Linked DNA regions of Homo sapiens: region 2 is linked to region 1. A link is an interaction called in ENCODE POLR2A ChIA-PET data of the cell type or tissue named here. Cell type or tissue: OCI-LY7. All regions are shown on one strand.

Region 1 (5,000 bases):
TTAAAACCTGTGGCTCCGCCAGGCGTGGTGGCTCATGCCTGAAATCCCAGCACTTTGGGAGACAGAGGCCGGCGGATCACGAGGTCAGGAGTTCGAGACCAGCCTGACCAACATGGTGAAACTCCATCTCTACTAAAAATACAAAAATTAGCCGGGCATGGTGGCGCAATCCCAGCTACTCCGGAGTCTGAGGCAGGAGAATCACTTGAACCCAGGAGGCAGAGGTTGCAGTGAGCTAAGATCGTGCCATTGCAGTGAGCCGAGATCGCGCTATTGCACTCCAGCCTGGGCAACAGAGCGAGACTCCGTCTAAAAAACCAAAAACAAAACAAAATAAAACAAACAAGAAAAACCTTCTAAGGCTCCTCATTGCCCGAGGGAAGATCCTGGCTTTCCAGACCCGCAGCATGAAGTGGGCTACTTCCTGTTTCTCGCCAGTGCTTTTGCAGAGGCTGGTCCCTCTGTCAACAACACCCTTCCCTCTCTTCTACCTGGCTCCCACTGGGTTTTGAGATTCAGCTCCTGCATTGTTTTTGCTGACTCCAGCCCCCACAGCTTCTCTCTCTAATCATGGGCATCAGCTGACACCAGAGTGGTCACTGCTCTGTCTGTCACTCCAGCTGATCTTGAGCCACCCTAGGGCAGGAGCTGAATCTTTTTTTGTTTTTGAGAGAGATGGGGTCTTGCTCCATGCCCAGGCTGGAGTGCAGTGGCGCGATCATAGTTCACAGTAGCCTCAACCTCCTGGGCCCAAGCCATCCTACCGCCTCAGCCTCCCGAGTAGCTGGGACTCCAGGCATGTGCCACCATGCCCTGCTAATTTAAAAAATATATATAGAGAGATAGGGTCTCACTATGTTGCCCAGGCTAGTCTCAAACTCCTGGCCTCAAGTGATCCTCCCACCTTGGCCTCCCAAAGCACTGGGATTCAGGCATGAGCCACTATGCCCGGTCCCAAATTTGGCTCATCTTGTGTCCCCCGAACCCAGTCTAGTCTGTGCTGTGTGCTGCAGAGGCACAAAAGGGCCATTGCCTGGCATGGAGTAAGTGCTCACTTAATGTCCCCTATTAAAAAGTGACATAAAATCAGGCAGAGGTTATAGTGAGCCGAGATCGCGCTACTGCACTCCATCCTGGGTGACAGAGCAAGACTCTGTCTCAAAAAAAAAAACAGTGACATAAAATCATAACATTATATTCTATATAACAAATGCAAACTAATCTGTCATGACAAAATGTAGTGCAGTGATTGGCTGCCTGACTATAGATGCAAGGAAGGGAGGGAGGGCACAAGAAAACTTTTGGGGTGATAAATATACTCGCTGTCTTTTTTTTTTTTTTTTTGAGGCAGAGTCTCACTCCGTCGCCCAGACTGGAGTGTAGTGGTGCGACCTTGGCTCACTGCAACCTCCGCCTCCTGGCTTCAAGCAATTCTCCCGCCTCAGCCTCTGGAGTAGCTGGGACTACAGGCACGTGCCACCATGCCCAGTCATTGTCTTAAAAAAAAAAATCCTGGCATTATCACTTGCCCAAGTTGCTTCAATTCTCTCTAAATATCAATGTCCTCATCTAAAAATGAGAATAAAAAATAACCACCAGCCAGGTGCAGTGACTTATGTCCGTAATCCCAACACTTTGGGAGGCCGAGGTGGGTGGATCACTTGAGGTCAGGAGAGGCCAACATGGAGAGACCAGCCTGGCCAACATGGTGAAACTCCGTCTCTACTAAAAATACAAAAAATTTAGCTGGGCGTAGTGGCGCATTCCTGTAATCCCAGCTACTCAGGAAGCTGAGGCAGGAGAATCACTTGAACCTGGGAGACAGAGGTTGCAGTGAACTAAGATCACGCCACTGCACTCCAGCCTGGGTGACAAAGCGAGACTCTGTCTCAACAAAAATAAATAAATAATCACCTCATAAGGTATTGTCAGGATTAAATGACATACAAATTAATATTTAATAAATGGTAGTTATGATTAAGCTCCTTTCACACTATACTGTAGTATGTACTAGTTATTAATTTTTTTTTGGACAGGGTCTCTGTGCCCAGGCTGGAGTGCAGTGGTGATTGCAACCATAGTTCACTGCAGCCTCGACCTCCTGGGCCCAAGTGATCCTCCTGCCTCAGCCTCCCAAGTAGCTGGGACTACAGGTGTGTGCTACCATACTCGGTTAATTTTTTCCTTTTTTTGTAGACATGGGGTCTCACTTTGCTGCCCAGGCTGGAGTGCAGTGGCAAGATCACAGCTTACTGCAGCCTCGACCTCCCAGCTCAACCAATCCTCCTGCCTCAGACTCCCGAGTAGTTAGGGCCACAGTTGCACACCATTACACCTGCCTAGTTTTTAAATTTTTGGTAGAGATGGGGTCTCGCTATGTTGCCCAGTCTACTCTCAAACCCCCAGGCTCAAACGATCTTCCCACATCGGCCTCCCAAAGTGCTGGGATTACAGGCGTGAACCACCAAGACTGGCCAGTTATTAACATTTTAATGTGCTACTTTCCAGTAAGATATTTGCATTTTAACTGGAATATGTTCATTATGTGGACCAATCCTGATGAAGACTGCATACATATAATCCATAGGTCAAAAATCATCAAATTGGGACAGGTGCAATGGCTCACACCTGTAATCCCAGCACTCTGGGAGGCCGTGGAGGGTGGATCACCTGAAGTCAGGAGTTCGAGAACAGTCCGATCAACATGGTGAAACCCCGTCTCTATTAAAAATACAAAAACTAGCCAGGTGTGGTGGCGCACGCCTGTCATCCCAGCTACTCTGGAGGCTGAGGCAGGAGAATCGCTTGAACCCAGGAGGCGGAGGTTGCAGTGAGCCGAGATCATGCCACTGCACTCCAGCCTAGGCAACAGAGTGAGACTTGGTCTCGAAAAAAAAAAAAAAGAAAAAATGGAACAGACAGTCTAGTATAGCCCTTGATAGCTCATAAAGGGAAACTCAGTTAGAACCAGGGCTCAAGCTACAGAAGGGAAAATATTCCCTGAGCCACACCCGGGGTCTTTCCAGCCCCGCCCCTGTGCACAGCCTGTGTACCTGGGCACAGGTGCACACACAGGAGTAAACAGGCACCTGCATGGACCCTGTGTGTACACCTAACCTACACACACAGAGACACACACACACACACAGACGCACACACACACAGACACACACACAGACAGATGCGCACACACAGACACACACACAGACACAGACACATAGAGACACACACACAGAGACACACATACAGAGCCACACAGACACACACAGAGACACACACAGACACACACACAGAGACACACACAGAACCACACACACAAAGACACGCACACACACACAGAGACACACACATACACACAGAGACACACACACAGACACACAGATGCACACACAGACACAGACACACACAGATACACACACATACACACATAGAGACACACAAAGACATACACACACACACAGAGATACACACAGACACACACACAGACACACACACAGAACACCCCCACACACAGACACACACACACAGAGACACACATACAGAGACACACAGACACACACACACAGAGACAGACACACACACTCAGAGACACACATACACACACAGAGACACACACACACACACAGAGACACACACAGAGACACAGACACACACAGAGACACACACACAGAGACACACACAGAGACACACACACACAGACAGACACACAGCCCCCCACCCAACACACACACACTAACTGGCACCTGCCTCCGCAGGAACACACTGGTGCTCCTGCCCATCCTGCCCCAGGGAGCAGGTGTGTCGGGTGGACCTGCTGGGTACCCCGAGACCACAGACAGCCTCTCCTGTAGGGCAGCCCAGGCACCTGAAGGAGGCGCAGGATATTCCCCTTTCTGGTCCCTGCTTACTCACACCGCCACCTCTCTCCCCCAGAATCCAATCAATACCCCTTCCCCAGCCTTAGGCCCCACAAGAGTTCAGCCATTCCAGAAGGATCTCTGCTCCTCTTCTCATTCTGACATTCTTTAGACACAACAGATATTTATGGGGGCCCACTCCAGGGCAGGCTCCCAGACGCTGCAGAGCACAGCCAGGGCCCTGACCTCCCCAGGCTCATGGGGATGAAGGCACAGGTGCAGCATGGTGGCTGCAAGGCACAGAGGTGGGCACGAGGGTCCGCAGGGCGCTGAGTGGGGGTCATCCTGGAGGAGGCAGGAAAGGAAGGGGAGGGTGTACCCTCTAGGGGTTGACATGTGTTCGGGGAGGGGAGGGTTGGGGATGCAGGGACACAGGTCAGGAGGGCGTCCCTTCCCACATATGCAGGACAACTACTGGCCCCAGCCAGGGGTCCCAGGAGGGACGGCTTCTCCCCAGGGGGAGGAGGAGTTAGGGGGGCCCCTCGGCCCAGGGAGGGGTGCCGGAGATGGGCATTGATAGTGACCTCCCTCCTCCCGGCCCCTCCGGTCCTCCGGTCCTCCGCATAGTCTCCCTTTCAGTGAGCTCCAGGAGCATTGTTCCACCTTTGTAAAGAGGGAGATCGGGTGACAAAGCCGGGTGGGTGGGCAGGAGGCCAGAGGCCTCTTCTCTCCCAGGCCGCATCTGCGTGGGGGCGGAGCTCATCCACTCCCCTCCTCTGGCTTCCCAGGCGCGGCCGTTGCCATGGTGACAGGCCTGGCATCCCACGGCCCCTGGGGCGCCCTGCCCACCGAAGCTGCCAGAGGAAGGGCCCCCCGACGCTTCTCCACCCTGGCAAGATGGGGGCGGGGGCCCACAAAACCTGGCTCTTAGGCTAGCCCCAGCACTGGGAGGTTTCTAGCAGCCTGAACCTCCCAAGTCTGTGGGAGGGGAGCCCCACCTCCTGGCACCCTGACAGCTGGGGGCTCAGGAGTTGGGGCCACACATCACTATCATCTGTGCACCTAGGCCTCCTTGGGGCCAGATACAGAGAAATAATATGGTTGTTTTTTTGTGGGTTTTTTTGTGGAGAGAGGGGGTCTTGC
Region 2 (5,000 bases), 100 kb after region 1:
AAGGAAGTGACCATCCTGATATATTCTGTAATGGCTGAATCGGAGTGACTACTTAGAAGGGAATTACAGGGCTAGGCATGGTGGCTCACACCTGTAATCTCAGCACTTTGGGAGGCTGAGGAGAGAGGATACTTTGCGGCCAAGAGTTTGAGACAAGTCTAGGCAACATGGCAAAACCCCGTCTCTGCTAAAAATACAAAAATCAGCCGGGCGTGGTGGCGCATACCTGTAATCCCAGCTACTTGGGAGGCTGAGGCAGGAGAATTGCTTGAACCCGGGAGGCAGAGGTTGCAGTGAGCTGAGATGGTGCCCAGTCTGGGCGATAAAGCGAAATTCCATCTCAAAAAAAAAAAAAAAAAAGCAAAAGAAAACAATTTGATATTTCAGAACAGCATCTCACTTTGCACATGTGAACTGGGCACCATAATCATTTCAGCGCTTGGGTCCGCTGTGGGCTAGAATCCATTGCTGGGATTGGTGAAGATGGGATCTGAGATGGGAAAATCGGTAATGGGCTTGGTTTCAGCCATGTGAACTCCAGGTACCCTGAAGAGCCATCCAGAACACAGCCGGAAATTCTGAGGGAGGAAGTGGGAGCTGGAGGTGGGGCTTGGTGGTCACAGTACAGAAACTTGAGCTTCAGGAACCATATAGAGCTTATGAAGAGACCCCAAATAAAGAACAGTGCTCATCTCGGGGAAATGGATTTATGGTTTTTGCGTTTTGTCTCATTTTGAGACAAGATCTTGCACTGTCGCCCAGGCTGGAGTGAGTGCAGTGGGGGATCACAGCTCACTGCAACCTCGACCTCCTGGACTCAAGATCCTCAGCCTCCAGAGTAGCTGGGACTACAGGCACACACCACCATGTCCTGCTAAGTATTTTCTTTTTTGTAGAGACGGTGACGGGGATGGGGTCTCACTGTGTTGCCCAGGCTGGCCTCAAGCCCCTGGCCTCAAGGTTTCCTCCCTCCTCAGCCTGTCAAAGTGCTGGGATTACAGGCATAAGCCACCGCACCAGGCCTGGAATTACAATTTTTTTTCTTTTCTTTTTTTTCACCCCTCCTTTTTCACTGGAATTACAATTGATGTGATTTTCTTCTTTATATTTTTCTATATTTTATGATTATGTTTTTATAATGACTACATTATTAGTTTGTTTTTGAGATAGGGTCTCACTCTGTTGCCCAGGCTGGAGTGCAGTTGCACAATCTCAACTCACTGCAACGTCCACCTCCCAGGCTCAAGTGATCCTCCCACCTCAGCCTCCCAAATAGCTGGGACCACAGGCACACAACACCATGCCCAGCTCTTTTTTTGTGTTTTTGGCAGAGACAGGGTCTCACCATGTTGCCCAGGATGGTCTCAAATTCCTGAGCTCAAATGATCCACCCACCTAAGCCTCCCAAACTGCCAGGATTACAAGCGTGAGCCACCACTCCTGGCTCTTTTTCTTTCTTTCTTTTTTAAAATACATTTTAAAAACTATTTTAGGCCGGGCAGGGGTGGATCATGCCTGTAATCCCAGCACTTTGGGAGGCCGAGGCGGGCAAATCACGAGGTCAGGAGTTGGAGACCAGCCCGGCCAATATGGTGAAACCCTGTCTGGCTCTACTAAAAATATAAAAATTTAGCTGGGTGTGGTGGTGTGTGCCTGTAGTCCCAGCTACTCGGGAGACTGAGGCAGGAGAATCGCTTGAACCCAGAAGGCGGAGGTTGCAATGAGCCGAGATCGCGCCACTGCACTCCTGCCTGGGTGACAGAATGAGACTCCATCTAAAAAAAAAAAAATATATATATATATATATATATATATTTTAATAAAGACACGTCTCACTATATATTGCCTGGGCTATTCTCAAACTCCTGCCTCCTGGGCTCAAATGATCCTCTCACTCTGGCCTCCCAAAGTGCTGTAATTACAGTCATGAGCCACCGCACCTGGCCCTGGTTTTATTTCTCTTAATGGCTTCGCCTTCCTGTTTAGCCCACAGGCTCAGCCTCTGACCTCTCTCTTGAGCTCCACAGCCTCAGGGGCAACTAGATAACATCCATTCTAGCAGCCTAAAATCTTGAACTGTTTCCCCTTCCTGTCTTTCCACAGCACCTGCTTCAGGCCTTTATTATTTCTGCCCAAAATTGCTATGATACTGACTTGTTGCTTAAAAAAATGTTTTCAGTTGCATTCAAATTATGTATTATCATGGTAAAATGAAAACAGTTCCAAAAAGAAACATATATCAGTGTGCAGATGGATGGATTTTTAAAAAACATAAAAACATAGTTCCAAAGAAAATCAAATACTCCTACAAAAAGCAGCCCAGCCACACTCCTCTAACCACTTCCTGCTCCCCTTGGGCATCCATTTCCAACTCCTTAAACGTTTCCTCTAGTCTTTAGCTCTATATTTTTAATAATTCATATACTGCTATTTTCAGTTTCAGTTTTTTTTTCCTTTTTTTTTTTTTTTTTTTTTTGAGACAGGGTCTCACTGTGTCACCCAGGCTGGAGTGCAGTGGTGTGATCAAAGCTCACTGCAGCCTCGAAGTCCCTTTCTCAAGCAGTCCTCCCACCTCAGCCTCTAGAGTAGCTGGGACCACAGGCATGTGCCACCCAGTTGATTTTTGTATCTTTTTTTTTTTTTTTTTTTTGAGACCAAGTCTCGCTCTGTTGCCCAGACTGGAGTGCAGTGGTGCAATCTTGGCTCACTGCAACCTCCACCTCCCGGGCTCAAGCGATTCTCCTGCCTCAGCATCCCAAGTAGCTGGGATTACAGGCTCCTGCCGCCACCCCTGGCTAATTTTTGTATTTTTAGTAGAGACAGTATTGCACCATGTTGGCCAGGCTGGTCTCGAACTCTTGACCTCAAGTGATCCACCTGCCTCGGCCTCCCAAAGTGCTGGGATTACAGGCATGAGCCACCGCACCCAGCCTAATTTTTGTATCTTTTGTAGAGACAGGGTCTTGCTCGCTGTGTTGCCCAGGCTGGTCCTGAACTCCTGAGCTCAAACAATCCACCCACCTCGGCCTTCCAAAGTGCTGGGATTACAGGCGTGAGCCACCGCGCCTGGCCTAGTTTTTCAGTTATAAATATTAGCTATTGACTTTCTTCAGTGGAAGATGAGAACTTAGCCCCACAAACACCACGCACATATGCAAACATATTCCCAAAAGAATTATATTGCAATTGGCTAAATCAGCATGCAGCGTATAACTTATGATTATGCATTATTCAGATGATTCATGTGGTAAACTCATTACATTTCCTTTCTTTTGTTGTCTCTGGATGACTTCAGTCTGTTTTTACTTCGTTTTCTCTGGACCTATCTCTGCTCTGTCCCCAGACTGACAGAACTGTAACTCTTCTCTCAATATATGCAAACACATCCGGCAGGCACTGTCCTTCCCATCTGTCTCCCTGCCTCCCCTCTCTTTCCTCTCCATGGTATCCAGCACACCGTGGCACTCTAATGTTTACAGCTTCCAATGGATGGCTCCTTAAAGCAAACAGAATTAAACCAAACTGTGGCCTAACCTTCAAGGCCCTCCACAATCCATCCACCATCTTGGTACTTCTGCCCTCAAACTCCTTATGCTATCAAAACCTAGGTTTATCTAGGTTTTTTTTTTTTTTTTTTTTTTTTTTTTGCGACGGAGTCTCACTGTATTACCCAGGCTGGAGTGCGGTGGCGCAATATTGCCTCACTGCAACCTTGCAACCTCTGCCGCCCAGGTTCAACCGATTCTCCTGCCTCAGCCTCCCAAGTAGCTGGGATTACAGGTGCCTGCCACCACACCAAGCTACTTTTGTTTTTTAGTAGAGACGGGGTTTCACCATCTTGGCCAGGCTGGTCTTGAACTCCTGACCTCGTGATCCACCCACCTCAGCCTCCCAAAGTGCTGGGATTACAGGTGTGAGCCACTGCACCCAGCTGGTTTTTTTCTTTCTTTTTTTTGAGATGGAGTTTCGCTCTTGTTGCCCAGGCTGGAGTGCCATGGCGCGACCTCTGCTCACCACGACCTCCGCCTCCTGGGTTCAAGCAATTCTCCTGCCTCAGCCTCCAGAGTAGCTGGGATTACAGGCATGTGCCACTATGCTCAGCTAATTTTGTATTTTTAGTAGACATGGGGTTCCTCCATGTTGGTTAGGCTGGTCTCGAACTCCCAACCTCAGGTGATCCGCCTGCCTCGGCCTCCCAAAATGCTGGGATTACAGGCGTGAGCCACCATGCCCGGCCAGTTTTTTTGTTTTGTTTTGTTTTTTGTTTTTCTTTTTTTTTGAGATGGAGTTTCCATATTGTTGCCGAGGCTGGAGCGCAATGGCCCAATCTCAGCTCACCGCAACCTCCGCCTCCCAGGTTCAAGCAATTCTCCTGCCTCAGCCTCCCAAGTAGCTGGGATTAATGGTGCCTGCCACCATGTCTGGCTAATTTTTTGTATTTTTTTTTTAGTAGAGACAGGGTTTCACGATGTTGGCCAGGATGGTCTCCAACTCCTGACCTCAGGCAGTATGCCCGCCTTGGCCTCCCAAAGTGCTGGGATTACAGTTGTGAGCCACTGCACTGGCCTATCTAGGTTTTAAAATACTACGCCAGCCAGGTATGGTGGCTGTTGCATGTAATCCCAGCACCTTGGGAGGCTGAAGCAGGAGGATTGCATGAGCCCAGAAGTTTGATACCAGCCTGGGCAATATAGTAACATCCTGTCTCTACAAATAATTTTTAAAATTTACCCAGGCATGGTGCCATGTACCTGTAGCCCCAGCTACTCAGGAGGCTGAGGTGGGAAGATCACTTGAGCCTGGGAGGTCAAGGCTGCAGTGAGCTGTGATTGCCCCCCTGCCCTCTAGCCTGGATGACAGAGTGGGACCCTGTCTCAAAATATAAAAAAATTAAAAAGATTCCCCCCTAAAAAGATCCAGGGCTCCTTGAAAAAGGGCTGGGGCTGGACAAGTTCGGGGCCGGGCACAGTGGCTCACGCGTGTAATCCCAGCACTTTGGG

Evidence for each region. ChIA-PET counts read pairs that join two places held together with the same protein. Peaks named below come from ENCODE experiments on the same cell type or tissue, not always from the same donor. Only the 100,000 strongest peaks of a DNase experiment are listed, where the experiment ranks them.
Region 2: POLR2A ChIA-PET joins it to region 1 with 5 read pairs; 5 of 35 experiments call an interaction of 5 or more read pairs at or near these places.

What each region holds. Positions count from the first base shown.
Region 1 is chr7:73,424,787-73,429,786 of GRCh38, forward strand. No RefSeq gene overlaps it. Among named protein-coding and RNA genes, the nearest start is that of FZD9, 6.5 kb to the right of the region's middle. RefSeq lists an enhancer at 3,776-4,497. In OCI-LY7, a CTCF peak has its summit at 3,897; no DNase peak of the experiment used is centred here.
Region 2 is chr7:73,525,080-73,530,079 of GRCh38, forward strand. No RefSeq gene overlaps it. Among named protein-coding and RNA genes, the nearest start is that of BAZ1B, 5.3 kb to the left of the region's middle. RefSeq lists an enhancer at 641-710. In OCI-LY7, a CTCF peak has its summit at 2,237; DNase peaks (open chromatin) are centred at 632 and 1,982; H3K4me3 peaks cover 2,166 bases; H3K27ac peaks cover 3,576 bases.